Regions from separate parts of the Homo sapiens genome. Here region 1 is linked to region 2. A link is a loop called in an ENCODE intact Hi-C map of the cell type or tissue named here. Cell type or tissue: PC-3. All regions are shown on one strand.

The links. A loop is a pair of places that touch in the nucleus more often than their neighbours do. Peaks named below come from ENCODE experiments on the same cell type or tissue, not always from the same donor. Only the 100,000 strongest peaks of a DNase experiment are listed, where the experiment ranks them.
Region 1: a loop joins it to region 2, with 3 times the contacts of the local background. A loop is called at or near these places in 4 of 110 quality-filtered maps.

The regions. Positions count from the first base shown.
Region 1 is chr14:70,951,110-70,959,109 of GRCh38, reverse strand. The region is part of intron 2 of PCNX1 (pecanex 1); the gene reads right to left. It overlaps LOC105370557 (a long non-coding RNA gene), which reads left to right and starts at 558. Exons shown (of 3, transcript XR_944008.3): 1 at 558-644. In PC-3, a CTCF peak has its summit at 3,026 (motif pointing right); no DNase peak of the experiment used is centred here.
Region 2 is chr14:70,618,757-70,626,756 of GRCh38, reverse strand. All of the region lies in intron 2 of TTC9-DT (TTC9 divergent transcript), which reads left to right. Among named protein-coding and RNA genes, the nearest start is that of TTC9-DT, 19 kb to the left of the region's middle. RefSeq lists an enhancer at 4,416-4,535. In PC-3, CTCF peaks have their summits at 4,226 and 4,439; a DNase peak (open chromatin) is centred at 4,446.

The DNA.
Region 1 (8,000 bases), 330 kb before region 2:
CTACTTTTTGCCCAGAGTTTTTTACTAATTCTACCTGGTATAAACAGAGTAAGTAGTCAATAGTCTATATATAATCTTTTTTTTTTTTTTTTGCTATTATCTGGATAAAAGTTACAATATATGTGTTGGACATTACAGAGGATATATCTTGCTATCTGGCATCCAATTCAACCTCCTGATTATGTAAAAAAAAAAAAAAAAAAAAAAAAAAGCAACCCCAAATTCTTCAGGTGAACCACCTCATCTCAAACTCTCATAGGTTTTTGGGTAATGTTGACCCCACCCTCAGGTTTAGGGGTGGGCTCTACTGTCCAGTCATCAGCATATCCCATTGTTCTGGTCATTGAGATTAGCTCTAGAATAAGCACAGGACCCAACCCAGGCTAGTTTGAATCAGGCCAGGAGTGTCTTATTGGTGGGAGGAAATTTCTCTATATCTGCTACTCTTAATGTTGAGACTTAAGGCCTGGAGGTGCTGCAGCCATCTTATAACCATTAAGGGGCAGCCTGTTCTAAGAAGCCAAAATAATAGAAAAGAACAGAGACTGGCGAGAAGAAGAGAAGCAGGGACATGAAGTGACAGTTTGAAACGTTGCATCCTGACACATCTGAAGACATCCCTCATGTGCAGACTTTTCAGTAATGTGAGTAGTAAATTCCCTTAAACTTTTTTGGGTATTCTGACAGCTGCAATCAAAAGATATAGGCAATATATAATTTTCCATTTAAGTATTTAACATTATAGCAGTTTGAACTCTAGTGTGTTTTTATTATCAATTATCTCATAATTATAATGTCCCTGTTTGCGTAACAGGTTCCTAACTCTAAGCCATTGACTACAGTAGCTAACTAAGGTTCAACAAAGAAAACTAGCTTTCTAACTTACTATCCATTTATAAAAATAAAATATATTGGAACTCAGGTAAACATATGGCCAATTCAGTATACAAATACTCATGTGTGAGAAATGTAGAACATGTTCATGTTTATAAGCTGTCTGGTGTTAACTCATATAAGCTATGTAGGACAGAGGAGAAATTTTTCTAAATTGGAAAAACTTTAAGTATGTATATAGAGGCACTATCACCACATTAAATTAGTAATGAATATTCAAATATTCAGCAATATTATGGTTTCTCCACTAGAATGCATCCTCTAAGTGAGATCCAAAGAAAACAGAAGATGGAGAGCAAAGTACAGATTAAGAAATAACAACACAGAAAGGAGAGACAGCCCTCATCTTGCCTAGTCTCTCTCTCTCTCTCTATATATATACACACACATACATACACACACACATATACATACACATATGTCAACTTTATTGAAATATGATTCACATATCGTACAGTTCACCCTTTTAAGCTGTATAATTCAATGGTTTTTAACGTATTCATTAAATTATGAAACCACCACCAAAGCCAATTTTAGACCACTTTTATCACCTCAAAAACAAACCCCTTTAACCATTACTACCCGTCCCTTTCCATCCTCCTTAGCCCTAGACAACCATTAATTTACATTCTGTCTTTACAGATTTCCCTGTCCTGGACATTCTATATAAATGGAATCATATGTGATGTTTTGTGTCTGGCTTCTTTCACTTAGCATAATGTTTTCAAGGTTCATCCACGTCGTAGCATGCATCAGTATTTCATTCCTTTTTATAGCCAAGTAATATTCCACTCTATGGATAAACCACATTTGTTTATCCAGTCATCAACTGATGGATAATCTTGCCTAGTTTTATACATCACTTTTGATAGCAAGTCCAAATTATTACAATCTGAACATACAGTTATTATTAATAATACATAAAAACAGGCTGGGTGTGTGGTTCATGCCTGTAATCCTAGCACGCGGGAGGCCAAGATGGGCAGATCACTTGAGCCCAGGAGTTCGAGACCAGACTGGGCAACATGACAAAACCCCATCTCTACAAAAACATTACCCAAGTGTGGTGGCATGTGCCTGTACTCCCAGCAACTCAAGAGGCTGAGGTTAGTAGACAGATTTAGCCCGGGAGGTAAAGGCTGCAGTGAGCTATGATTGCACCACTGCACTCCAGCCTGGGCAACAGAGCAAGACCCTGTCTCAAAATAATAATAATAATAATATAATAAAAACAAATATTTACTCAGTACTTATTATATCCAGTCATAGCAGTACGTGCTTTATTTGCATTTTCTGATGAAACCTTCCCTAATATTTATGATATGATTCTCCTCTTACAGTTATTATTCTCCTCTTACTGTTGAAAAAACTGAAAACCAAAAGGCAAAAAAACTTGCCTAACGTCTCAGAGGAGGAATGAAACATAAACTGAGTCACTGGTACCTGGAGTTCACGTGGGAGGGGAGGACAGAAATAATACCTCCTCAGCATTCTGCAAATAAGTTATCATATCTGTTCTTTCTTTATTTCCCACACACTTGAACACACGTACTCATAACCAGCATGGCCTAAGATAAGGCTCAAAAACCAGGTCTGTGAAACCCTAAAGCCCACATTCTTGCTTTTTTTGTGTTTTTGTTTTGTTTTGTTTTTTTAAGAGACAGGGTCTTGCCCTGTCAGCCAGGCTGGGGTGCAGTGGTGCAATCATAGCTCACTGCAGCCTCAAACTCCTGGGCTCAAGTGATCCTCCCACCTCCGCCTCCTGAGTAGCTGGGGCTGCTACATGCCCATGCCACCACACCCGGCTAATTTTTTATTTATTTATTTATTTTTTTGGTAGAGACAGAGTCTCACTGTATTATCCAGGCTGGTCTCAAAACCCTGGCCTCAAGGGATCCTCCCACCTTGGCCTCCCAAAGTGCTGGGAATACAAGCGTGAGCCACTGCGCTTGGCCCTTATTCTTTCTAAGAAAACATACTGCCTTACACCAAATAGGCACTAGTCTCTTTCCAGGTCAAAACCGAAAGTAAACACCATTATTTAGAGCAGGGATTTTAAAACTCAGTACTATTGACATTTTGGGGGCAAATAATTTTTGACTGCATTGTAGGATGGCTAGCAGCATCTCTGGCCTTTACCCACTAGATGTCAGCAGCAGCCCCTCAGTGTGACAACCAAAAAAAGCTCCAGACATTGCTACATGTGCCCTGGGGGACAAAATTACCCCCAGTTGAGAAATAATGATTTAGAACTAATGGTCAACAAACAACAATGTGTGGGAAGAAAGGAGATATCAAAGGAATAAAAATGATGAAGAGAAAAAATGAACAGGGGTTTTCATTTAAAAAAAAAAACCCTCTAGTAAAATTTCTGCACTTCTTTCTTCTCTATAAATTCAGAAGTAAAACTCTTAGCCAAGCTGTAGATGTTCTAAATATAGCTAAACATATAAAATAGCTGAGTAAGAGTTTTCTTTATTGGCAAGACTTGCAGGTTTGCAGCAATGGAGATTTCAGCACATACCTGGAAAGCATAGTAGTTTATAATTCTCACAGTAGCAAAGTGGTCTACTGCAGTAAGCAATACAACAAATTCAGGTAATATCTACCTTTATGCCTTAACTTCCCCATCTGTTAAGAAAAAAAACAAACCAGGTACAGGGAAAGGCAGAAAAGCAGAAGGGATCTAATCTGAATTACAGAGAAGTCTTCACAAACTAATTTGTTGATTATTAGTATCATATTTATTGCTCATGCTCTCAGGCTTTGATCAGAAACTTTGCAACACCATTACAATACCAAGTTTGTAAATCTGGAGTAAAATGATGCTCATAAGAATAAGGATAAAAACGAAGTTCCTATATTCACAGGAACAAAGTTCCTAAACAAAATAATCTCTCTCAGAAAACAGCCTAAAATCCAGCTTCATACAGTTTAAATTGATCCGTAGTTTACAATATCATAAGCATTACTGCCATGAGAAACATACAGAAACCATGATCTTTCTTCAAATGTTTGTATTCAAATCCTAAAATTCAATGTTACTTCCTGAAGCATTAGAAATATAAAAAAAATTAGTGACTGATTCTTTCTCTAAAAGATTGAACCATTTTTTACCTGCTGTACCACATAAAAGAGAGACCAATGAAAACCATAAAGCTCAAGTAGTTCTGCTATATTTATTCATTCACACAACAAACTGAGAGCCACAATGTACCACGCACAGTGATAGGATCTAGATACACAAGTATTTATTTTCCTATTCATTTCTTTTCCTCAGAACAGAACATGAGATTCACAAGTGTGAGGGTGAGGAAAGGAGATGTCAAAAACAAAAACCTACAACAAAGATCTTACTTACTAGTGAAACTTAAAAATATTAAAGATTAGAAAAAAGACAAGGATGTACACCAATAATACTTCAATTTAACCATGTGCTACATATCATAGCCAGTGAAAAAAATTAAACAAGAAGTATAAGGACTAGAAAGTAAGAAATAATTGTGATCATATAGACAAGGGAACATCATTAATAAGGGGGTTTAATAAGATTGCTAGACACAAAATAAACTGCGACATTTTAGGGGGAAAAACAAAATTATACTAGCATAAATACTATAAAATCATAAATTTCCTTTTAATGGAGAAAATGAAAAACTATTACTGAAAGGTATTTAAAAAGACTAAATAAATGGAGAGATTCAATATTGTAAAGATGCAAATTCTCAGCAGAGGGACCTACAAATTTAGTGTAGCTCCAATAAAAATACCAAGTTCCTATAGACTTTCTCTAGCAGACTCTGAAGTTTACATCAAAAATCAAAGAGCCAAGAATAGCGAAGTCTCTCCTAAAAAAGAATATGGTAGGAGGTTTAACCCACTGGCTATCAAGAGTCATGTTTTAAAGCTGATAAGGATGGTATGGTAATGGCACAGGCAAGCAGATCAACAGAACAGAACAGAACAGAACAGAGAGCCCAGAAACAAGCCACCAGAAATGAAAATTTAGCTTATGCCATAGAGACTGCTGCAAATTACTAAGGAAAAGATAGTCCACTTAACAAATACTGGGTAAATCAGAGATTCATAAAGAAAAAAATAAGCCTTAAGAACCTACCTGATACTACAGACTTAAATAGCTTTGGGTAGAATTGAAATGTGAAAACAAAAGAAACATGAAACTTCAAAAAGACAATACAGAATACCTTTCTGATCTCCGTGTAGAAAATAATTCAGACACAAAAATGCTAGCCAGGCGCGTGGATCACGCCTGTAATCCCAGCACTTTGGGAGGCTGAGGCGGGTGGATCACCTGAGGTCAGGAGTTTGAGACCAGCCTGGCCAACATGGTGAGACCCCAACTCTACTAAAAATACAAAATTAGCCAGGTGTGGTGGCACATGCCTGTAATCCCAGCTACTGAGGAGGGAAGGCAAAAGACTAGCTTGAATCCAGGAGGCAGAGGTTGCAGTGAGCTGAGACTGTGCCACTGCACTCCAGCTTGGGCGACAAAAGTGAAACTCCAATTCATTAAAAAAAAAAAAAAAAAAAGAAAGAAAAAAACACAAAAAACAAAAAACCTGATTACTAAAAAGTGGTAAATTTCATTGTTCTAAATTTAAGAGTATATGATAATCATAAGAAACTTTAAGGAAAGCAAAATGACAAGCCACAAGTGGGAGATGACTGTAATATATACATAACTAATAAAGGAATAGCATGAATATATAAAAAAATAAAAAATTCCTATTAATCATTAAGAAAAAGACAGCTCCAAAGAAAAATGAAACAAAACATAAATGAGCATTGGAAAAAAGAAAAAACCTAAATGGACCATATATAAAAAAATAAAATGTTTAACCTCAGTAGTAATCAGAAAGCTTAACTGAAAGTCACAATGAGACACCTTTTACATTTCATGAATGGCAAATTTTTTCAAGACAGGGTCTTGCTCTGCCACCCAGGCTGGAGTGCAGTGGTGTGATCAAAGCCCACTGAACTCTTGAACTCCTGGTCTCAAGTGATCCTCCTGCCTCAGCCTCCCAAGTATCTGGCACTACAGGTGCACACCACCATACCTAGCTAAAATTTTTTTTTATTTTTTATTTTTTGTAAAGACAAGGTCTCACTATGTTGCCCAAACTGATCTGGAACTCCTGGCTTCAAGCTGTCCTCCCATCTCTCCCTCCCAAAGTGCTGGGATTACAGGCAGGAGCCACCTTGCCCAGCCAATTTTCTTCTTTTAAATCCCAAATCAATAGCTAAGTGAATGGAAAATTTTTAAGGTTTACCAATATCAAATGTTGATGAAGATGTGAACAATAAGGACTTTCATACACTACCGGTGAGAGTATAAACTGGTAAAATCATTTTGGCACACAGCTTGGAATTGCCTGATAAAATTGAACATGAAAATGCCCTATAAACCAGCTTACATAAACTAGATATACACATGTACCACAAGACAAAAAACACTAGAAATAATCTGAATGGCTATAAATAGAAGAATGAATAAATAGACTATGGTCTATTCTTACAGTGGCAGACTACATGTAGGTCAATATGAATAAACTCTAGCTACAAACATCACCATGCGTGAGTCAATAAAGTATAATATACTGTGCAAAAAAAAAATCTCTCATAGAGAAATGCATACTGTATGATTCTCTTAGGATGTCCTAAAGCAGACAAAAATAAATAAATATATTCAGGAATATCTACGAAGAGTGTGTAACAATAAAGAAAAGCAAGGGAGTTATTCACAAAAAATTCAAGATTATGGTTACTCCTGAAGGGAAAAGTGGAATGAAATGGGAGAGGAATGTCATGAAGCTTATATGGTATTTTTATAATGTTTTATTTCTTAAGCTGTGTGGTAGGTAATGAAGTAGTCACTTGATTATTGCTAACTTAGTGTTTGGAATACATATTTCACAATAAAAAATTTTTAAAGTAAAAGAAAATGGAAAAAACAATTCAGAAGCAATGACAAATATATATAATATCCAGAAATAATTAGAACAATTATCAAGTGTTACCATGTGTCAGGAATTATTCTAAGAACTCTCTATATATTATTTCATTTATTCATTGTAATAATCCTATGAGAGAGTTCCATTATTTTCCTCATCATTCTGACAAGAAAGCCAACTCAAAAGCTTAAGTAGCTTCTCCAATGTCTTACAATTAAGAAGCCTTGACTGACTGAGTGTGAAGTCTACATTCTGTCCACTTATCCACAATGTACGAATATGCATTTCTTAACAGAAATAGAATAGGCGTAGGAAATGTACAGAAACCATTTAAAAAATGTGAAAGGTTATAAGACATAAAAGATAAGTGAATAAAGAGATGATAAATAAAAACATAAGAAAATAAATGGAAATCTCTCATCTATATCCCTATTTTAAAAGTTGAGTTTCTACAATTTAATAGAATTGTCATCAAAATTCTAACGAAATTTTCTGGAGGATAAGCACACATGAAGATATCTCACAAAAGTAAGTATATGCATGAGAATAATCAAAATAATATCAAAAAAGGTCAGGTGTGGTGGCTCATACCTGTAATCCTAGCACTTCAGGAGACCGAGGCAGGCAGATTACCTGAGGTCGGGAGTCCAGCACCAGCCTGGCCAACATGATGAAACCCCGTCTCTACTAAAAATACAAAAATTAGCTGGGCGTGGTGGTGCATGCCTGTAATCCCAGCTACTTGGGAGGCTGAGGCAGGAGAACCGTTTGAACCTGGGAGGTGGAGGTTGCAGTGAGCCGAGATCGCACCACTGCACTCGTCTGGGCAACAGAGCAAGACTCCATCTCAAAACAAACAACCAACCAACCCCCGCCCCCCAAAAAAATAATAATATCAAAAAAGTAAAATACTGGAGTCACTCACAATGCTAAGTATTAAACATATTATAAAGCCACTATGATAAAAACAGTATGGTATAAATGAAAAAAGGCAGAAAGATGAAGCAGAAAACTAAGTTCAGAAACTAGCATAAGTATATACAGTATACTACATGAAAAAGAAAGCATCTAAATTTACAGGGAAAAAATTTGTTACTTAATGAATGGTGTTGTGATAAACAAACCTAAACAAAT
Region 2 (8,000 bases):
CCCTTTCTAATTTTGATAACTTTTATTTCTTTTTCTTACCTAATTGCTTTGGCTAGGATTGCCAATCTATGTTGAATAGAAATGGAGAGAGTAGAAATCCTTGTCTTGTTCCTCATCTAAGAGGAAAAGCTTTCAGTATTTCACCACTGAGTATGATTTAGCGGTGAGCTTTTCATAAATGACCTTTGTTTTGTTGAGGCAGTTTCCTTCTATTCTTAGTTTGTTGAGTTTTTTTTTAATCATGAAAGTATGTTGAATTTTGTCAAATGCTTTTTCTGCATTGAGATGATCATGTGTTTTTCCCCTTTCCTTCTGTTAAGTGGTGTATTACATGGGTTGATTTTTATATGTTGAAGTATTCTTACATTTCAGAAATAAATCCCACTGGGCTATGGTGTGTAATTTTTTTTAACATCTGACTGAATTCAGTTTGCTAGTATTCTCTCGAGGATTTTTGCATTAATATTCCTCCAGGATATTGGTCTATAGTTTTCTTTTCTGGTGGCTTTTTTTTTTTTTTTTTTGGCTTTAGTCTCGGGGTAATGCTAGCCTCATAGCCTTATAGAATGAGCTTGGAAGTATTCCCCATCTGCCATTTCTTAGAAGAATTTCAGAAGAATTGGTGTTAATTCTTTAAATGTCTGATAGAATTCTCTAGTGAAGCCCTCTGGTCCTATACATTTCTTTGTTTAGAGGTTTTTGATCACGAATTCAACATCTTGTTATTGATCTTTCATATTATCTATTTCTTCAGTATTTGATTCAGTCTTGGTAGGTTGTATCTTTCTAGGAATTTATCTGTTTCCCTAGATTATCCAATTTGTTGGTGAAAATTGTTCATAGTATTATCTTATAATTCTTTTCATTTCTGTCATATTGATTATAATGTACCCCCTTTAAAAAATTTTGTTATGTGAGTCTTCTCTTTTTTTTTTTTTTAGTATATCTAGCTAATGGCCTGTCCATTTTGTTGATCTTTTCAAATACACATTCTTAGTTGTATTGATTTTTCCTATTGTTTTTCTATTCTTTACTTTGTTTACCTCTGCTCTAATCATATTATTGTTCCTTCTCATAGCTTTGGGTTTAGTTCTTCTTTTTCTAGTTTCTGAGTGTAAAGTTAGATTGTTGATTTGAGATCTTTATTCTTTTTTAATGTACGCATTTACAGCTATAAACTTCTGTTGTGGTGGACCCATATTGATTCCATTGATTCACATTGATTCACAGAGGCTGAAGAAGAGACCAGAGCCAGCGAACAAGACATAGGGTTTATTGGGGACTTATGCACACAGTCGTCCAGGACCAGTGAGCTGGACAGGCAAACCACTCCCATTTGTATCATGCATGTTATACCACATTTTCATTACACTCCCATGTAAATCATGTATGTTATACCACATTTTCATTTAGCAACCTCCACTTAACAACCTCCACTTGGTAACATCCATTTAACTCAAAACAAAGGGCCTTGATCCCCTGTACAGCCTACATTCGAAGGGATGGACCAGGGGTTTGGATGTTCTTCATAGTTAAGGAGTGAATTTCCAGGTTGGCCACTCCTGAATTCCTTAGCTTGAAACTCTGAACACACATTCTTCCTAGACCATAGGGTCATTCTCAGGGTATGCTTGAGTTATTGCTGTCACATGTGTCTGCCATACAACTTCCCTCTTAGCACTGTTTTCACTGCATCCTGTAAGTTTTTGTATGTTGTGTTTTCATTTGCAGTTTTCTCAAGGTATTTTCTAATTCCTCTTATGATTTATTTTTTGGCACATTGGTTGTTTAAGAGTGTGTTGTTTAATTTCCACACATTTGTACATTTTGTACATTTGTGGGTTTTTTTACAGTTATCCATATGAACGACTTTTTTTTTTTTTTTTTTTTTTTTTTTGAGACAGGGTCTTGCTCTGTCGCCCAGGCTGGAGTGCAGTGGCAAGATCTCAGCTCACTGCAACCTCTGCCTCCCAGGATCAAGTGATCCTCCTGCCTTAGCCTCTTGAGTATAGGCATATACTATAGGGACTATAGGCATGCACCACCACACCCAGCTAAGTTTTGTATTTTTGGTAGAGACAGGGTTTCACCATGTTGCCCAGGCTGGTTTTAAACTCCTGGGCTCAAGCAATCCTCCTGCCTCGGCCTCCCAAAGTACTGGGATTACAGGTATGAGCCACCATGCCTGGCTGAAAACATTCTTTGTGTGATATCAATGTTATTGAATTTGCTAAAACTTGTTCTGTGGCCTAATTTGTAGTCTCTCCTGGAGAATGTTCCACGTGCATGCAAGAAGAATTTATATTCTGCTGTTGTTGGATGGAGTGTTCTGCTTATATCTGTTATGTTCAATTGGTCTATAGTGTTGTTCGAGTCCTCTTACTGATGTTATTGATGTTATTTGGTTGTTCTACTCATTATTGATGTTATTTGGTTGTTCTATTCATTATGAAAGTGACCTTTCTCCTTTTAATTCTGCCAAGTTTTGCTTCATATGTTTAGGAGCTCTGATGTTTGGTACATAAATATTTGTCAGTTATATCTTCTTAGTGAATTGACCATTTTATCATTACATAATGTCCTTCTTTGCCTCTTGTAACAGTCTTTGATTTAAAGTCTATTTGGTCTGATATTAGTATAGCCACTGTTGCTCTATTTTGATTATCATTTGCATAGAATACCTTTTTTCATCCTTTCACCCTCAATCTCTGCATGTCCTTAGATCTAAAGTGAGTCTCCTGTAGAAAGGAAACAGTTGGATCCTATTTTTAAAAACTGATGTAATCAATTTCTGTTTCTTGATTGGGGAATTTAATCCATTTACAGTTAAAGTAATTACCTATAGGGAAGGACTTACTATTGCCATTTTGTTCATTGTTTTGTGTATGTCCTATAGCTTTTTTCTTCCTCATTTCCTCTGTTATTGTCTTCCTTTATATTTCATTTTTTTTTGGTAGCAATGTGATTGGATTTACTTCTCATTTTCTTTTGTGTATATTCTATAGCTTTTTGTGGTTACTATTCTAGTTATGTAAGACATCTCAAAATGATAGCCTTCTACTTTAAATTGATAACAGCTTAACTTCATTGCAGACAAAATTCTGCTCCTTTGCAGCTCTACTCTCCCCAGATATTACTGATGTCATACACTACTTCTTTATACATTGTATACTCATTAACACAGATCTATTTTTAAAATATTTCTGTCATTAATATTTTATGCACAAAAATTATAACAGTATAGGTTTCTATATTTGGCTATGTACTACCCTTACCAGAGAACCTTCTATTTTCATATGGCTTTGTGTTGCTCTCTACTGTCCTTTCATTTCAACTTGAAGGACTCCCTTTAGTATTTCTTATAGAGAAGGTCTAGTAGTAATAAATTCCCTCAGCTTTTGTTTATTTCAAAGTCTTAATTTCTTCGTAATTTTGGAAGAACAGTTTGCCAGATACAGTATTCTTGGTTGACTATTTTTTTCCTTTCATCACTTTGAATATATCATGCCACTCCCTTCTAACCTGTAGTTTCTGCTGAGAAATCTACTGATAATCTTATGGAAGTTTCCTTTTATGTGACAAATTGCGTTTCTCATGCTTTCAAGTTACTCTCTTTGTCTTTGACTTTAGAGTTTGATTACAATGTGTTTTGGTGTGATTCTTTTTGGATTTATTCTGGTTAGGGTTCTGAATTGAGCTCTTGAGTCTGTATGTTCTTCTTTTTCCTCAGATTTAGGAAGTTTTCAGCCATTATTTGTTCATATAAGCTCTCTGTCCCTTTCTCTCATTCTTTTTCTGAGATTTTAATAATACATATATTAGGCTACTTGATAGTGTTTTGTAAATCCCTTGGGCTGTCTTCACTTTTCTTCATTTTTTTTCTTCTTGCTCCTCTGACTCAGTGACTTTACATGATCTGTCTCTGAGTTTGCTGACTATTTCTTTTGCCTGATCAAGTCTGCTGTTGGATCCTTCTACTATTTTTTGTACCGTTATTATATTTTTCAGCTACAGAATTTGTTTGGTTCTTTTTTTATAATTTCTATCTCCTTGTTGATATTCTCATTTTGTTCGTGCATCATTTCCCTGATTTTATTTAGTTGCCTATCAGTGTTCACTCGGCCCAGTGTTTGTTATCTTTTAGATAGCATCTTTATGATAGTGTTTGTTATCCTTTTGGTAGCATCTTTATGATAGTTATTTTAAATTCCTTTTCAGGCAACTAGTAGATCATATTTCTTCAGAATTGATTTCTGGAGTTTTATTTGATCCTTTGTGCCAAATTTCTCTGTTTCTTTGGATGTCTTAAAATGTTTTGCTAGAACTTGGCCATTTGAAGACCTTTCCTAGTCTTTGGCTTCATACAGGGAAAGACCTTCACCAATCAACCCTGCTGGAGGATCTAGGACCTCTCAAACCTTTTCTGATCTCTTACTCCTTCTGGTGTCTGCCTGTGGAACTGCGACTCTAACCTGCTACTCACCTCTGTTTTTAGTGGCTTCCAAATGCTTGACCTGGTCCTGTCAGCACTGATTTCTGTTAGGTGAGACAGAAACTAATCCCTTGGGCAGCCCCCAGATAAGCCAGAACATTCAATGCATGGCTCATTCTTCTGTTTCCATCCCTGAGGGTGGAGCCTTGGAGTAAGGGGTTTCTCCAAAGTTGCTCAGGTTTATGCCACGTAGAGGAAAGGACACAGATGGGCATGCCAGATGTTGCAAAATTGTCTATCCATTTTGCCAGAATCTCTTCTTGGTTTTACAATGACCTGGGTGCTGTAGCTTTTCAACCTGTCTCTAGAGTTCATTCTGACCTGTATATTGTTAACTCAGTGTCCCTGTGGGGAAAGGAGGGCCTGTATCTTCCTATTCCACCATCTTGCTGACAACACTCCCTCCCGCTAAAGTCTTTCCATCTATTCCCTTTGGATTTGAGTACCTGAATGGTATAATGTGGTTCCTTTGGTGTCCTAATGTTGAAACTAGGATGTCATCAAGGTTTGATGTGTGAAAGGGGCATTTCAGACCCAGCAATAGAGACCTCTTTCTGAACAGATGGCTATTTCCATGTTCCTCAAATCACTCTCTTGACTACCACACATGTTTGAATTGTGTGGGATAGCTCTGGTTGCCCTGTGAAAACTGTGGAATATGCGTTCATAATCATGGAGCTCCTGCATATGGCCAGATTTCCTTTCCCTTCTCTTTTACCCAAGATGTTTTCAGATCTGCAGAATTGCATCTGAACTCCTGCAGATTCTGCTAGTGCTCCAACAGTCTGTCACCAGCCAAGCTAATCATCCATTATTTATTCCCTGTTCTTGCATTCTGCCCCAGCCCTCCCATAGGTAGAGATGCTGAGACTTTGTTGGTAAACTCAGGACTAGAGTGTGGGCCAAGGAGGAAGGTATTTGGGCACAAGGGTGGGTAGGACAGAAAGAAAAAACTAGGATGAACATACAGCTTCATTTCCTCTTAACTCTCTTACATGAACCAGATAATCTTACACTAGGAATGTAAAATACCTGACTTGTCAAAACCAGAAACTCAGGGCTCTCTAAACTCCTCTAGTAAATAAAAGTTTAGGCTCACTGGTGGGGATTAAAGAGGCTGTTTAAGGATAATATTAAGAGAACCATAAAAGTACATATTATACCACAGACAGAATTTATTAACAGTTTCCCTTCTTTCTTTACCTCTTTCTTGTTTTTCTTCTTCGAGTCTTTTTTTTTTTTTTTTTTGAGATGGAGTCTTGCCCTGTCGCCTAGGCTAGAGTGCAGTGGTGCAATCTCGGCTCACTGCAACCTCTGCCTCCCGGGTTCAAGCAATTCTCCTGCCTCAGCCTCCTGAGTAGCTGGGATTACAGGTGTGTGCCACCACACCCAGCTAATTTTTGTATTTTTAGTAGAGACAGGGGGTTTCACCATGTTGGTCAGGCTGGTCTCAAACTCCTGACCTCGTGATCTGCCCCTCTAGGCCTCCCAAAGTGCTGGGATTACAGGCGTGAGCCACTGACCGGCCCAAGTCTTTCTTTACTTTGTATTTGCCAGCAACTAAGTTGCGTCTTAGTTGATAGATACATTCTATCTTCATTAAGTACTTTTCTGTGCTAAGAAGTAAAGAGACTGCATTGTTTTAAGTTGGCTGTTACTTAAGTTTTAAAGTGAATTCCCTCTCTTCTTCTACATACTAAGTTGGCTCTGATAATGCTACTACTTTGTAATATGGGTTCATAATCATGGAGCTCCTGAATATGGCCAGATTTCCTTTCCATTCCTATTACAAAGTAGGAATGCTACTACTTTATAGCATTATCAGAGCCAACTTAGTATGTGGAAAAAGAGAGGGAAGGTCTAAAGAAAAATTCAGAATCAGAATTGTTAGATCTGAATTGTGGGGCTGAAGAGCAGTTCAAAGTTGTTGTGGGAATTGGGGCCTATCAGACAGTTAGAGGGAAAGTACAAAAAAAGAGGCCAAGTGTTCATTTTCTAGTCTAACCCATTAGCTTAGAGACTTTGGGGAGTACCATGCTCAGGATTTATTTAAAATATTTTTTTAAAAATTATGGTTACTTCCTTTACCAATCCTCTTTCAGTTAAAAAAAAAAGCCAGAGAAAGGTGAAATATTTTTCTTTTTTTTTTGTCCCAATATATCTGGGGTTTGGAATTCTTCCTGAGCACTAACAAGGAAATCTAGCCAGGCTTATGCTTCTGTGAGCCAAAAGAAGAGCCAATAGAATACTGCTTGGTGAAGCAGAGGCTGCCATTGGCAAAGGAGGCTTCTGCTGTATGGAAAGGTGCTAGATTTTTCCAGAATCTAGCTAGGGAGTGTGGGGTGACTCAGCCCTTTTCCTGTACCTTTAGGGTTGAAAAATAAACCTTTCTGCCTCATTTTGGTCCTGAGCCAACCTGTGATGGTTCACCTGCCCCTTCCTTCTCAGCTACTTCCAATGATTAGGCCAAAGAACTTGTTAAACCAAGTTGAATATAAAGTTTCTAAACTTAAATATCCTAATATTATAAAGTCAATATATAATTCAAAGCCATAATTTTAGCAGTATATCTTATGTGAAATGAAGTGTGATAAGCCACCTTGGTACAGGAACACATCACGGAATCTTTGTATAGATGGCCGGGGGTGAGTAAGAGAAGAGGGTCCTTAGAGGTCACCTAGGCCAAAGTGTGGTAAGTACAGTGAAGTCTCTGAAGTTAGACTTTTCATATTCAAATCCTGGTTCTACCACTTGTCACTTGTGTGCATTGAGCAGGTGACAACTTCTCTAGGCTTGAGGTTCCTTGTCTTAAAAATGGGGACAATTGGCCGGGTGCAGTGGCTCATGCCTGTAATCCTAGCACTTTGGGAGGCCAAGGTTGGCAGATTGCTTGAGCTCAGGAGTTTGAGGCCAGCCTGGGCAACATGATGAATCCCCATCTCTACAAAAAATGCAAAAAAATTAGCCAGGCATGGTGGCTTGTGCCTGTAGTCCCAGCTATTTAAGAGGGCTGATGCAGGAGGATGAGTTGAGCCTGGGAGGTTGAGGCTGCAGTAATCCATGTTTGTGCCATTGCACTCCAGCCTGGGTGACAAAGTGAGACCCTGTTTCAAAAAATACAATACAATACAATACAATACAATACAATACAATACAATACAATACAGTACAATACAATACAATACAATACAATACAATACAATACAATAAAACTGTTGGGAGGATTAAATGCTAAAATCCTTGTCAAGTGTTTTCATTGAATTTCTAGGGCATAGTAAATACTTCACACAAGTTAGTTATTGTTGAGGTAAGTATTGTCACTGACACAAGTAAAAGATTAAAAAAAAAGGAGCCAAGATAACATTGTTGTTAGAGTATCGGCTCTGTGACCTTGGGAACACTATTTAACCTCTCTAAGCTCCAGTATCCTCTCAAAGCATTGTTGTTAGGCTTACATGAGAGAATATTGTCTCTATTTAGTTTAATATCAGCCTAACATCAGTGGTTA